Regions from separate parts of the Homo sapiens genome. Here region 2 is linked to region 1. A link is a contact called in ENCODE Hi-C or POLR2A ChIA-PET data. All regions are on one chromosome and are shown on one strand. The core of a region is the stretch at or near the end of the contact, and the rest is flanking DNA. Distances in the headings are between cores, read along the strand shown.

Region 1 (6,500 bases), core at 2,733-5,232:
TGGTCTTATGTCAGGTTGGAATGAGGTATCTAGTGAGTGGCTGAGAGAATCAGTGATAATTCAGATCTTATCTAACATCTCCACAAGCCAACAAGAGCAATAGTAATTGGCGCATTAATGAAATCTGTAAACACACTCAGCAAACCTCCAGGGAGCCTCTTTAGAGCTGGAGAAACTCAATCCAGGAAGATCAGAAATAATGCAAAAGAGCCTCAAAAGCCCATTCACTTGCTCAGAAAATATTTAGCCCCTACTCTGTGCCAAGCACCTCTTTAGGCATTGAGGATTCATAGCCCAGTGAGGGATCAAACAAGTAACTCACTACAATAAGGGCCACAGTTAGAAATAACTTTGGGTGCTAAGAGAGTCCAGAAGTGGGGCTCCAAACCCAACCTAGGGGTCAGAGAAGGTTCTCCAGAGGAGGCAACACCTACACAGACGCTGCAAGGATCCATTGCAGTTAGTCTGGCAGAGGAAGACAGCTGGAGGGAGCACCGCACAGAATGATATGACTCGGAAGCAAAACTGCAAGTCATTTTATTTGGTCATGCTAGGGCACGGGGGCTTGGCCTCTTCAAGCATGTGGGTTCCTTTTAAATGTCAACAAATGTCACGGTCTTCCACATTATAGTAATTGTCCTTTCAAAATCTATTCCTTAAAAAGTACATGATACCTCCCTCCCCCAAAAAAAATCTATTGGGAATTGAAGAACAGTTTTAAATGAACTTATGTTTTAATCCCAAAACTGCTGACTAGCATTTACTTTTGAAAAATATTTTCTTTCTTTTTTTGTGTTTTTTTGAGACAGAGTCTCGCACTGTTGCCCAGGCTGGAGTGCAGTGGTGCAGTCTGGCTCACTGCAACCTCTGCATCCCGGATTCAAGCAATTCTTCTGCATCAGCCTCCTGAGTAGCTGGGATTACAGGTGTGCGCCACCACACCTGGCTAATTTTTGTATTTTTAGTAGAGACAGGGTTTCACCATGTTGGTCTGGCTGGTCTCAAACTCCTGACCTCGTGATCCACCCACCTTGGCCTCCCAAAGTGCTGGGATTACAGGCGTGAACCACCGCACTCGGCCTGAAAAATGTTTTCTACCTTTTTGTTATTTTGGAGACAGGGTCTCACTGTGTCACCCAGACTGGTGTGTAGTGGCACAGTCTCAGCTTACTGCAGTCTCAATGTCCTGGGCTCAAGCAATCCTCCCACCTCAGCCTCCCAAGTAGTTGGGACTACAGGCATGTGCCACCACACCCATCTAATTTTGTTTATTTTTTTGTAGAGATGGGGGTCTCACTATGTTGCCCAGGCTGGTCTCAAATTCCTGGACTCAAGTGATCCTCCTGCCTCAGCCTCCCAAAGTGCTGGGATTACAGGCATGAGCCACCACACCCAGCCTACTATACTTTTGAATTAACTTGTGTATTTCAATCCCAACAATATCTACTTACATTTTCATTGAGAAATATTTACCTCATCTCTGTGAAAGACATTATTTTTTCATTCGTCATCTTTGTGTATGCATATATTAATGAAATTCTTACAATAACTGGCAACCCCCTACCAATGCCCACTCCCAGAGGTCTGCGATCCACAGTGAGCGTTGGAGGGGGGACTGGCGGGATCTGAGACTGGAGAGGTAGCTGGAGCTGGGTGTCATTGTTCACAATAAAGTGTAAGGGAAGGGGAGTGTTGGCAAGTTTGAAGCGGTGCAGTGACAACAGATAACTGTCAGCAATGTGGCACAGAGATAGGTTAGGAGGCAAGTTCTGAACTAAAAAGATAGCAGTGGATGGAGGAAAAGGAGCAGATTTGAAAAACACTATAAGGTCGAATTATTTTGACTTGGCTACCCTACACAAGGGAATTGGGGGAGAAGTCTCAGAAGACTCCAAGCTTTCTGGGTACAGTAATTGGATAAATGGCGGTACCATCACAAAGATAAAAAAAAAAAAAAAGCAGAGATAAGGACAGAGTTTGAGGAGAAGATTTTGAATTTGGACCTAGTGACTTTGAAATTCCTGTGGACAGCCAAGTGGAGATACAGAAGTTCATAGAAAGAATGTAGGTAGGGTAGAGATACAAGCTTAGGGAGCATCAGCTTGTGGATAGTGACCGAAGTCAAGGGTGAGAGCAGCAGCAACCTGGGAGGAGTGCAGAGTGTGGGGACAGAAGAGTCCAGGGACAAAACACTAGGAACCCTAGCATCTGAGAAGCAGGCAGAGGGGAATGGCTCCCTCTCAAAAAAACAAAAACAAAAACGAAAACAAAACGCCATCCAGAAATGGAGGAAAACAGAGAGAAATATCATGGGAGCCAAGGGGAGAGAGGGTTTTGAGAATGGAGACCTGAAAATGTGAGTACCACAGAGCAGTCAGGTATGATAAGGACCAACAAGTGCATCTGTCCACAGTGACATTAAAAACAATAGCAACAACAGGTCAGACACGGTGGCTCATGCCTGTAATCCCAGCATTTTGGGAGGCCAAGGCAGGTGGATCGCTTGAGGTCAGGAGTTCGAGACCAGCCTGGCCAACATGGTGAAACCCCGTCTCTACTAAAAATACGAAAATTAGCCAGGTGTGGTGGCACATGCCTGTAGTCCCAGCTACTCGGGAGGATGAGGCAGGAGAATCATTTGAACCCAGGAGGCAGAGGTTGCAGTGAGCCAAGAATGCACCACTGCACTGCAGCCTGGGCAACAGATCGAGACTCCATCTCAAAAAAATAAATAAATAAAAATAAAAAGAACAACAACAACAAAAACACCATATCTTAAGTATATGGTTCATTATGCTTTCAAAGCACTTTCATATTTCTTATTTCATTTCTTTGGTGCCTATATAACGTTCTTACAGATGCAAAAGCTACAGGGCAGTGAGGTTAGGGGATTTGCCAAAGCCATCTAGCTAGTTAGCAACTTGGCTCCTGGAATTCGAGATTTCAGTAGAGAATCTTCACCATGCTTCCTGGTTCTACTCTTAGCTTTTTAACCAACCAATAAAGAAACCAGAATAGGGCCTGTTCCAGGACAACTACTCCTTATTAGTATAGATTTTTAAAGGTTTGCTAATCACACGTTGTTTTGCACTCCCCAGAACCCAAAGATGTCAATACTGTGGGATCATCTGAATCTAAAAGGGCATTACCTAATTCTTCAGAAGAAAGGTTTGCACCTAATTCTGTATATGGGAGAAACCATTGAAGGTTTTCTAGCAGAGACCTGATATAAATTTGAGTATGCCTTAGAAAGATTAATCGGTATTATTGAACTCGTGTTTGACTGTGCTTATATCTGGGTGATAGATATTCATAGCACCTGAAACAAAATAATGAAAATACACTGTGAAGACCCATCTGGGCTTCTTTTGTAACTGAACCACTCTCCTCACCCTGCCTTCCACTCCAATGAGTAGGCTGTCTTCACTACAGAGGGTCACTTCTCATATTTGGAAGCAAAAGCTCCTTGCATATCTGATGCGGTCAACACTGACCTTCAGATCTCAATTCTCCCACCCCATGCCTTCCAGAGGCAGGCCTCGCTCTCCATATAGAAGCCTCCTACTCACTTATTCACTCAGTCATTCTAGCAAAGGGAGGGGGCCTGCTCCCTCTGGCCTATCAGATCTGGACCTAGCCCAAACTTACCCATGTGGGGCCAGGCCTGGATCTCTTCTCTGCCTAGCTCTCCATTGGGAGCAATTTACAACACACTTATCTCTGGGAATTCACTGCTCTATTGGGCATGGGTCTGATTATCTCTCTCTAAAGCAGTCTATCATTCATAGCACAGAAGGAACACTAAACAAAGACCTCTATATCAATTTATAACATTCTATTCTCTTTACAGCTCAGATGATGTCACGGCAATGTTATCACACTGGAGGTTGGGCAAGGCCCAGAAACAGTCATCACTATGCAATGTTGATTTTCTGAGGGTGACTCACAACCTTATTTCCAGCTGGTGGCCTGTTTCTGGCCTTTTCTGCTGACCCATAAAACTAAGCTTCCACCTGGGTGCATGGCTGTCAGGAACAGCTGGAACATTATCTGGATTCTGGTACCATAGGTCAAGGATAGGTGGCATTTCCCTCTATCCAGCATAAGATGAGCTGTTTCTCTTTTCTAAGTTTGCTATGTATGTAGTCCCCCTTCTCAGGGTGAAAGTGGCTGGCTATACAGAAAGGATAAAAGCAAGATAGATGAATTGTGATCACAAATGCCTACTTTATCACTTACTTTGCTGTTTTGCTAAATGGAAACATCTGTTAATATTAAATATGAAAACTCATTTTTTGTTTTTTTTAGGGACAGAGTTTCTCTGTCACCCAGGATGGAGTATAGTGGTGTAATCTTGGCTCACTGCAGCCTCAACCTCCCAGGCTCAAGTGATCTTCCCACTTCAAACTCCTGAGTAGCCACCATGCCAGGCTAATTTTGCTTTTATATTGTTTGTAGAAATGGGGTCTCGCTATGTTGCTCAGGCTAGTCTCAAACTCCTGGACTCAAGCGATCCTCCCTCTTCAGCCTCCCAAAATGCTGAGATTATAGGCATGAGCCACTGCACCCAGCCAAAACTCATTCTTAAATTAGAAAAAGTAGAGGTGTTACCTATGTCTCTGTCTCCCTTCCGTATAACCTTAGACAAGCAAGGTAATGTCAGTTATCTAATCTGTCAAGTAAATTAATGAGATATGAGTTAAATAGATTTCTGAAGTCATCTTAAGCCCATGTATCATTCCACAGGTAAAAACTCTTTAGGTGGAAAAGTCAAACTGAGCTGATATTGTGATTTTTAAAAAATAGGAATGAAACATTCCAGCTTCTGCATCACAGACTTTTCACTTGTCTAAATGTGTCTATGGAGGTAGACTACCTGGGTTCAAACCCTGGACCTCCAAGCTGTGTGACTTGGGACAAGTCACCTAGCCACTCTAGATAAAATGGGGATAATGATATTAATAGTTACTTACCTCAGGGGAGTGGGGGGGTTGTTGGGATGTTTGAATGAGTTATTAAAGTAAAGCACCTAGGTCAGAATCTAGGGCATAGCCAGTAACAATAAGTGTCAGCTGTGTGTGTGTATCAGACACTGCCAGGCCATCTGGGGCTAGGCTTTGTTGCAGTGGCTCCCTTATAATGCAATAATGAGTCCCATACTGTTTTTCCTCACTGTAGGTCAGTGCAACTGAATGGCCAGCCCTTAGTGATGGTGGACGACGGGACCCTCCCAGAATTGAAGCCCCGCCCCCTTCGGGCCGGCCGGACATTGGTCATCCCTCCAGTCACCATGGGCTTTTATGTGGTCAAGAATGTCAATGCTTTGGCCTGCCGCTACCGATAAGCTATCCTCACACTCACGGCTACCAGTGGGCCTGCTGGGCTGCTTCCACTCCTCCACTCCAGTAGTATCCTCTGTTTTCAGACATCCTAGCAACCAGCCCCTGCTGCCCCATCCTGCTGGAATCAACACAGACTTGCTCTCCAAAGAGACTAAATGTCATAGCGTGATCTTAGCCTAGGTAGGCCACATCCATCCCAAAGGAAAATGTAGACATCACCTGTACCTATATAAGGATAAAGGCATGTGTATAGAGCAGAATGTTTCCCTTCATGTGCACTATGAAAACGAGCTGACAGCACACTCCCAGGAGAAATGTTTCCAGACAACTCCCCATGATCCTGTCACACAGCATTATAACCACAAATCCAAACCTTAGCCTGCTGCTGCTGCTGCCCTCAGAGGAAGATGAGGAAGGAAAAAAACTGGGTGGACCTACAAAAACCCATCCTCTCCCAACTCCTTCTTCTCTGCCTCTTTCTTGCTGCTGCCCTGAGTTTTTTGACACATCTCTTTCCATAGGGGAGTAATGGGTGTGTCAGCCCTGGCCTGCTGGGAGAGCTGTTTGTATGATTTCCCGGCTGATGTATGAGCGTGCGCATCTGGGTTCCTGACAGTGGCATCCATCACTGGCAGTTCTTCTGGGAAGCGGGTGCTTCAAAAGTAAAATTACAATCACACTCCAGATTTGGTAAGAAGGTTCTATTCCTCTGTGAATCCAGATTCCCCCAGAGTTGTAATGGGAGTCAAGTAACAATATTCATTGAGTGGAGAGCAGTTTATTAGGCACAACAAAAAGTAGTCATCATTCTTCATGTTGCTATGAGGGAGAGTTTGAGTACAAAGAGAAAGCATACTGAAACATCAGGTACACACACACACCCCAACTGGACAAAGCAAATTAGACCTCTCCAAAATTAAGAGAATATTAGGGGCTCTATAGGGTAAGCCCTTAATTGTTTGGTTAACTCAAATCATTATTTTTAAAAAAGAAGAAAAAAGTGTGAATCAAGGTCATCACTGGAAGACACAACTGAATCTAACCTTTTTGCCTCTTCCCAAGTAGCCTATTTGAGCTAGAACAAAACTTTGTTAGCCATTTTGGGAGAGAATAGGGAATCTAGAGAATGAAGATCTGGCCAAAACTATGGAATGGTAG
Region 2 (7,007 bases), core at 3,785-6,284, 1.6 Mb before region 1:
CATGTACCACTATGCCTGGCTAATTTTTAAATTTTTTGTAGAGATGGGGGTTTCACCATCTTGCCCAGGCTGGTCTTGAACTCCTGAGCTCATGTGATCCTCCTCCTTCAGCCTCCCGAAGTATTGGGGCTACAGGCATGAGCCACCATGCCTGGCTACTTTCTATTTTGGACTAACTTTCTAATTTTCTATTAAGGACTATTGGTAAAATACAATTGTTATCCACTATCACCATCAATTCGTAAATACTCTAACACCAAAAATTAGGAAAGGTATAATCTCAGAATAAAGAAGTCTTGTAAATGAAATTTTTCTCATCTTACTAGGAAATAGTAAATCTTCCATCTTAGACTGGCATATTGAGCCAGTAGTTTAGAGATGAGACCTTTATTGGCATATAACTAAAAATCCAGACATAGCTGGATTGAGGTGCCTAAGTTAGGTGGTATGGAATCTCTCTCCATTTCTTGATTTCATTGTCTTCAGTAGTGACTTCATTCTCACATAGTCTCTCTCCATGAGGCAAGGTGAACAACAGCTCCTTTTAGCTTATCTTCTCTCAGCTATCAAAAGACAAAATTACAACAAATTTAGATTAAAGATCGAATTGGCTTTTATTTGCAATTCTAGAATTGGGCAACAACTCATTCTATAAGATAGAATGAGTGTTCAGATGAGTTGAGCAGAGAAATTTGACTTTATAGGCAGAAGAGGGCTGAAGAACGCAGGAACAGAACAAAAACTGATTGGTTGTTACAAAGTTACTTTCCTTATAAAGGTTAAAGCAGAGGGGGCCACCTCATCATGCTTCCCAAAACAGGCCTGTTTGGGGATTTGGCTATTATCTATTTCTTGCCTGATTTCTTGGAAGATCAAATAAATAGCTTAGTTTTGGCTTGGTGGAAACTTCAGTATGAGTAACTCCATTTTGGTTTTATCTGTTAAGCCTAGTGCAAGAGCTCAGTTCCACCCAATGGCCTCCTATAAATTTCATTTAACACAGTTTAGCAACAAACTATTGATTCTTGAGCATGAATCTCAATAGCACAAACTGGATTACGTGCCTATCTCTAAAACTATCACAGTGACTCTGATTGGTCAGTCTGGGGTCATATGATCACTTCTGGGTGCTGGAATGGAAATATGGGGGACTGCGAGTATAGATGAGTTGTTTCCCATTAAAACAAACAAACAAAAAATCCCTGGGAGATCAAGACAGGCAGATCACTTGAGGCCAGGAATTCGAGACCAGCTTGGCCAACATAAAACCCCGTCTCTACTAAAAATAGAAAAGTTAGCCGGGCATGGTGGCACATGCCTGCAATCCCAGCTACTTGGGAGGCTGAGGCAGGAGAATTGCTTGACCGTGGGAGGCAGAGGTTGCAGTGAGTGGAGATCATGCCACTGCACTCCAGCCTGGGCAACAGAGCGAGACTCCATCTCAAAAAGAAAAAAAACAGGAATGATGGTTGTGGACAAAACAACAAAAGAGCATTATAATTTTGTTGAATTTAAGCATCATTTTGATTTTACTGTGACTTTTTTCTGTTTTATTTATCTTTCATTGACATATAATTGTACATATTTATGGGGTACAATATATGTATACATTGTATAATTAGCAAATCAGAGTAATTAGCAAATCCATCATCTCAAATATTTATTACTTCTTTGTGGTGAAAACATTCAGAATGCTCTCTTTTAGTTAATTTGTTTTTATTGATTCTTATTTTTTATTTTTAAATGGAATTTCGCTCTTGTTGCCCAGGTTGGAGTGCAATGGCATGATCTTAGCTCACTGCAACCTCCGCCTCCTGGGTTCAAGCAATTCTCCTGCCTCAGCCTCCCAAGCAGCTGGGATTACAGGCATGCGCCACCACACCCGGCTAATTTTTTTGTATTTAGTAGAGACAGGTTTTCACCATGTTGGTCAGGCTGGTCTAGATCTCCCGATCTCAGGTGATCCACCCACCTCGGCCTTCCAAAGTGCTGGGATTACAGGCGTGCCCCACCATGCCTGGCCCTTATTTTATTTTATTTTTTCTGGAGATGGAATCTTACTCTGTTGCCCAGGCTGGAGTGCAGTGGCACGATCTCGGTTCACTGCAACCTCCGCCTCCCAGGTTCAAGCTATTCTCCTGCCTCAGCCTCCTGAGTAGCTGGGATTACAGGTGTGCAACACCATGCCCAAGTATATTTTGTATTTTTAGTAGAGACGGGGTTTCACCATGTTGGTCAGGCTGGTCTCAAACTCCTGACCTCAGGTGATCCCCCTACTTCGGCAAAGAAAGTCACCCCTTGGATCCATGTTCACCCCGCAGGAGCGGGGAGAAAAGGCATCTTTGACTTCCTTTTAGATTGTCCCATGTGAGCCCTTTGGGATGAAGTCCATCCCGGCACTAGATCAAAGGAATTGAGTGAGTTTCCTTAAATCCTTTCTGGAATCAGAGGAAGAATAAATAAATGAAGAAATAAAGTGACCACAATTTTGTTCTTTTTAAAAATACTCAAATATAGTATTTGAAACACACTGTAGTTTATAGAAGGCTTTTATTTTACAAGCCAATGATTTTTTTTTAATGTCAGACATTGGTACATTACTAATGTTGTAGCAAGGTTTGAGGGAGATACATCTCACACATCAGCCTTCCAAGTAGCTGGGATTACAGCCACACACCACCATGCCCGGCTAAGTTTTGTATTTTTAGTAGAGACAGGGTTTCAGCATGTTGGCCAGGCTGGTCTTGAACTCTTGGCCTCAAGCGATCCACCCCACCTCAGCCTCCCAGAGTGCTGGGATTACAGGTGTGAGACATTGCGTCCAGCCATGGTTTTTACTTCTGAGTGTGAAATAATTCTCTGTTTTCCCGTAAACCAATTCAAGCTTCTGCAAGTAGATAGGAAGAGGAGTCCCTAGGCATCAATATATCAATATATTAAGAACAGCCCTGAAGATAAACATGATACAGTCTTTTCTTCAGAATACAGAAGCTTTCTTATAGGGTCTGTTCTCTTCTAGGAAGAACAAAACAAGACCTGGTCTTACTCTTGCCAACCAGGGTCTATCCCTAAATGAAACCAAATGGCCTCTGTTGTCTTCTAGGAGTTGGCCTTGTCCTAGTTCAAGTCCACCAGACAGATGCCCTCTGTGAAAACTATCCTGACTTGGCCGGGTGTGGTGGCTCCGCCTGTAATCCCAGCACTTTGGGAGGCCGAGGCAAGTGGATCACCTGAGGTGAGGTCAGGAGTTCGAGAACAGCCTGGCCAACGAGGTGAATCCCCATCTCTACTAAAAATAGAAAAATTAAACGGTTGTGGTGGTGGGCGCCTGTAATCCCAGATACTTGGGAGGCTTAGGCAGGAGAATTGCTTGAACTCGGGAGGCGGAGGTTGCAGTGAGCCGAGATCCCGCCATTGCACTCCAGCCTGGGCAACAAGAGTGAAACTCCGTCTCAAAAAAAAAAAGAAAAGAAAACCATGCTGACTTCTCCTTTGCCTGTGAGATCTGATCACCAATCTTCCTCTGTCGATCTCTTTTCAACTTGAATTCTCACCGTTCTGAACCTTGGCCATGAGACTGCCAGGTGCATTGTGTCAACATTTTGATGAATAGTTGTTAGTATTTTCATGTGATGTCTGACATTTTAGGATGCAAACCTATGTCTTCCATGTTCTATCACTAGGTTGTTGGATCACATTTTCTTTTATAATAGAAATAAGCATATATTAACAGTATTTTATCTATACATCCCCTCCTCCCCACCACCCTGGAATTTGGTCCCCTGGCTATTCCAGGATGGACGGTTAGCTGACATAGCATGAGCAAGGCCAGCTTTGATTAGTTTCAGCAGCTCACTACTCTCATCTGCTTGCCATTGCAAACAACAGCTTATGGCTGTGACATGGTGCATTGTGGGGGGAAGCCAGAGGGAGTTGCCTTTGATATGGGGCCAAGTCATGCCAAACTGTTAGTTCATGGTGCAGCCCCTCATAACCGTGATAGTACTTACGGTATATCAAAGGATGACACACCCAAATAGTTTTAATCAATTAGATGAATCAAAATATGAATTGAGCCATTCTGTGTTTTGGTTTATTGAGGATTATTCAAGGGGAAAAACAATGTACTTTTTAGTTTTAATATGACATATACAGATATAATCCTTATTGTTAACAAGGCAGTTCCACACACATTTATCTCGTTTGGTTATTTTCATTTCAGTCCCTTCATTTGGGGATATTTTAATCACGTCTCAATACATCAACTTATCACAAAAATCAATCTCTTTACCATGGCTCACCAAACCAGAAATGACCTACATACTGTTTGTTAGATAGTTATTATTTGGCCGTGTGCGGTGGCTCATGCTTGTAATCCCAGCACTTTGGGAGGCCGAGGAGGGTGGATCACCTGAGGTCAGGAGTTCAAGACCAGTCTGACCAACATGATGCAACCCCATCTCTACTAAAAATACAAAAATTAACCGGTTGTGGTGGCGCATGCCTGTAGTCCCAGCTACTTGGGAGGCTGAGGCAGGAAAATCAGTTGAACCTGGGAGGCAGAGGTTGCAGTGAACCAAGATTGCACGCACTACTGCACTCCGGCCTGGGCGACAGAGCGAGACTGCATCTCAAAAAAAAAAAAAGAAAAAAAAAGATAGTTATTATTATTATTATTAAGAGACAGGGTCTTGCTATGTTGCCCAGGCTGGAGTGCAGTGGCTATTCACAGGCACAATCATAATGTGCTGCAATCTTGAACTTCTGGGCTCAAGTGAGCCTCTCACCTCACCCTCCAAAGTAGCTGGGATTACAGATGCGTGACACTGCACCTGGCCCTGTTTGTTTTCTAATCTGATCTCATAAAACTGCCTCCTTTGTTCACATGGCTTATTTTGTGTTTCCGAAACGTACTAGATGGCTTTCTACTTCAAGATTTTGCACCTGCAGTTTCTCCTGCCTGAAGAGCTCTTTACATGGCTGATTCTTTCTCTCTTTTTTTGAGATGGGGTTTCACTCTGTCACACAGGCTGGAGTGCAGTGGTGCCATCATGGCTCACTGCAGATCGTGGGACTACAGGCTTGAGCCACCATGTCCGGCTTGATTCTTTCTCATTATTCAAGTTTCAGGTAAATGTTACATCCCCAGAGGGGATTTCCCCAACTATCTCTATATTCAGAGAAGGTTCCCATCCCTCACTTTGGCCTTTATCAGCCTAGATTCCTTATCTAAACCACATGACATAGAAGCTGTGTGGAGTGAATTGTCCTCTTAGTTCTTTCAAGGACTGAGTATGACTTGAACTGTTCTGGTTGCTGTTGGGGTCAGGTGAACTTCCTCTTCGCCCTCTGAAGTTTTGCTGAAAAATCAGGTCACAAAAGGCAGATTAATTGGCATATGCATCTGTTTGACAATAGTTTTATGTGACACGGAAGACCAACCCCCCAATGGGGTGCAGAAGCTTATGTACCATCTTGAGGCTACAGAAAAAATGGTGACTTGGATGCTGGCAAAACAGGTTATGGGAGGGTGAAGAAGAGGAATTCTATTGAGGGCAATAAATGATTACTAGGGAGAATTCAATGAACTTGAGGAACTTCCAATGGTCTGGGACAAAGTCTGTTGGGCCTGCAGACCAGACAGTGGTTTGTGACAAAAGTCTGTCCAGGTTTATTGACAGACTTTGGTCTTCTTTCTTGCAATGTGGGTTCAGTTAATTAAAACTCAGGAAAGAGATCAGAGATAATTGTTTTTCTTTGGTAGGTCAGGACTTTGGACAGATAAGGAAACTTCAGAGAATACTATGCTTTGGGAGAGACAGTGAAGAGGGGCAGGTGGGAGGAGGTTGAGAGAGACCTTGAGACTGCTTTTTCAGCTCAACATGTACAAAGCACCCTATTTTAGGGTATTGGTTTCTAAGCCCCAACATTGCATAGGAGAGAAGTTAACTCATTACATACAACAAATGCCTAGGGCACTAGGCTTTAATTCTCTGTGATCTAATCTATCGCATCAGTTGGTTTGTTTCCTTCATAACACTCAACTACACCCCATGATTGTCTGGATTATCATTTGTTTATTTCTTTATTGTCTGTTACCCTACTCTAGAATGTGAGCTCCATGAAGGCAAGGATCTTGTCTGTGTTGGTCAGCCTGAATGCCAAACACCTAGCACAATGCCTGTTACATCACAAATGTACAGTAAGAATTCATTGATAAATGAAAAGTATAAAACCACCTTTGCAAAATTTTAACTGAGGAACTTATGAAGTGAAAGAAAGCAGACCTAACTGACCCCATCTTGCTTCTAACCTTTAAGTTGTCCTCGTTCATTCCTGGGCATAGGCTGAACTAACTTTGGGAAAGAATTCAGTTCATGACTCTGAAACAAAATTGATAATAGCCCTTTGCCAAAAAGACCCCCTTCTTGCCTAGGGACCAGTCTGCCTTTGCAGGACTAACAAATTAGCTACAAGATTAGAAATTACAGTTTAAGGCCGGGAGTGGTGGCTCACACCTGTAATCCCAGAACTTTGGGAGACTGAGGTGGATGGATCACTTGAGGCCAGGAGTTTGAGACCAGCCTGGCCAACAATGTGAAACCTCATCTCTACTAAAAATACAAAAATTAGCTGGACGTGGTGGTGCATGCTTGTAATTTCAGCTACTAGGGAGGCTGAGGCACGAGAATCGCTTCAACTCGGGAGGTGGAGGTTGCAGTGAGCTGAGATTGCACCCCTGCACTCCAGCCTGGGCGGTAGACTAAGACTCCGTCTCAAAAAAAAAAAAAAAAAAAAAAATTACAGTTTAGGGGTCATGCAGCCTCTGACTCCAAGAGCCTGAACCTCCCAAATTGCTCCTGGAATAACATCACTATTTCAAAACCTAAGATCAGTATTTGAGATATTTTGCAGACCCTGCAGTTGATGGATCTGCTGACACCATCCAGACCGGTAATCTGGCTCAACCAGTTCTGCATTGCACCCAGGAGCAGAAAACAGCAAGA

Evidence for each region. Hi-C counts contacts between places; a loop is a spot of excess contacts on that map. ChIA-PET counts read pairs that join two places held with the same protein, here RNA polymerase II (POLR2A). Pooled maps may share reads with other maps.
Region 2: POLR2A ChIA-PET joins it to region 1 with 13 read pairs in BJ. The contact joins two enhancer-like sites. A Hi-C loop is called at or near these places in 1 of 37 single-sample maps with no recorded cell type and 3 of 50 pooled maps. POLR2A ChIA-PET finds 5 or more read pairs at or near these places in 1 of 52 experiments (BJ).

Annotation. Positions count from the first base shown.
Region 1 is chr10:98,458,418-98,464,917 of GRCh38, reverse strand. It overlaps HPSE2 (heparanase 2 (inactive)), which reads left to right. Exons shown (of 12, transcript NM_021828.5): 12 at 5,179-6,500. The coding sequence ends at 5,344. Among named protein-coding and RNA genes, the nearest start is that of HPS1, 15 kb to the right of the region's middle. Within about 2 kb of position 3,982, at least 9 of the 41 ENCODE cell types and tissues checked have a DNase peak (open chromatin) inside an H3K27ac peak, as active enhancers do.
Region 2 is chr10:100,012,403-100,019,409 of GRCh38, reverse strand. No RefSeq gene overlaps it. Among named protein-coding and RNA genes, the nearest start is that of DNMBP, 6.0 kb to the right of the region's middle. RefSeq lists enhancers at 4,783-5,332, 5,343-5,462. Within about 2 kb of position 5,034, at least 3 of the 41 ENCODE cell types and tissues checked have a DNase peak (open chromatin) inside an H3K27ac peak, as active enhancers do.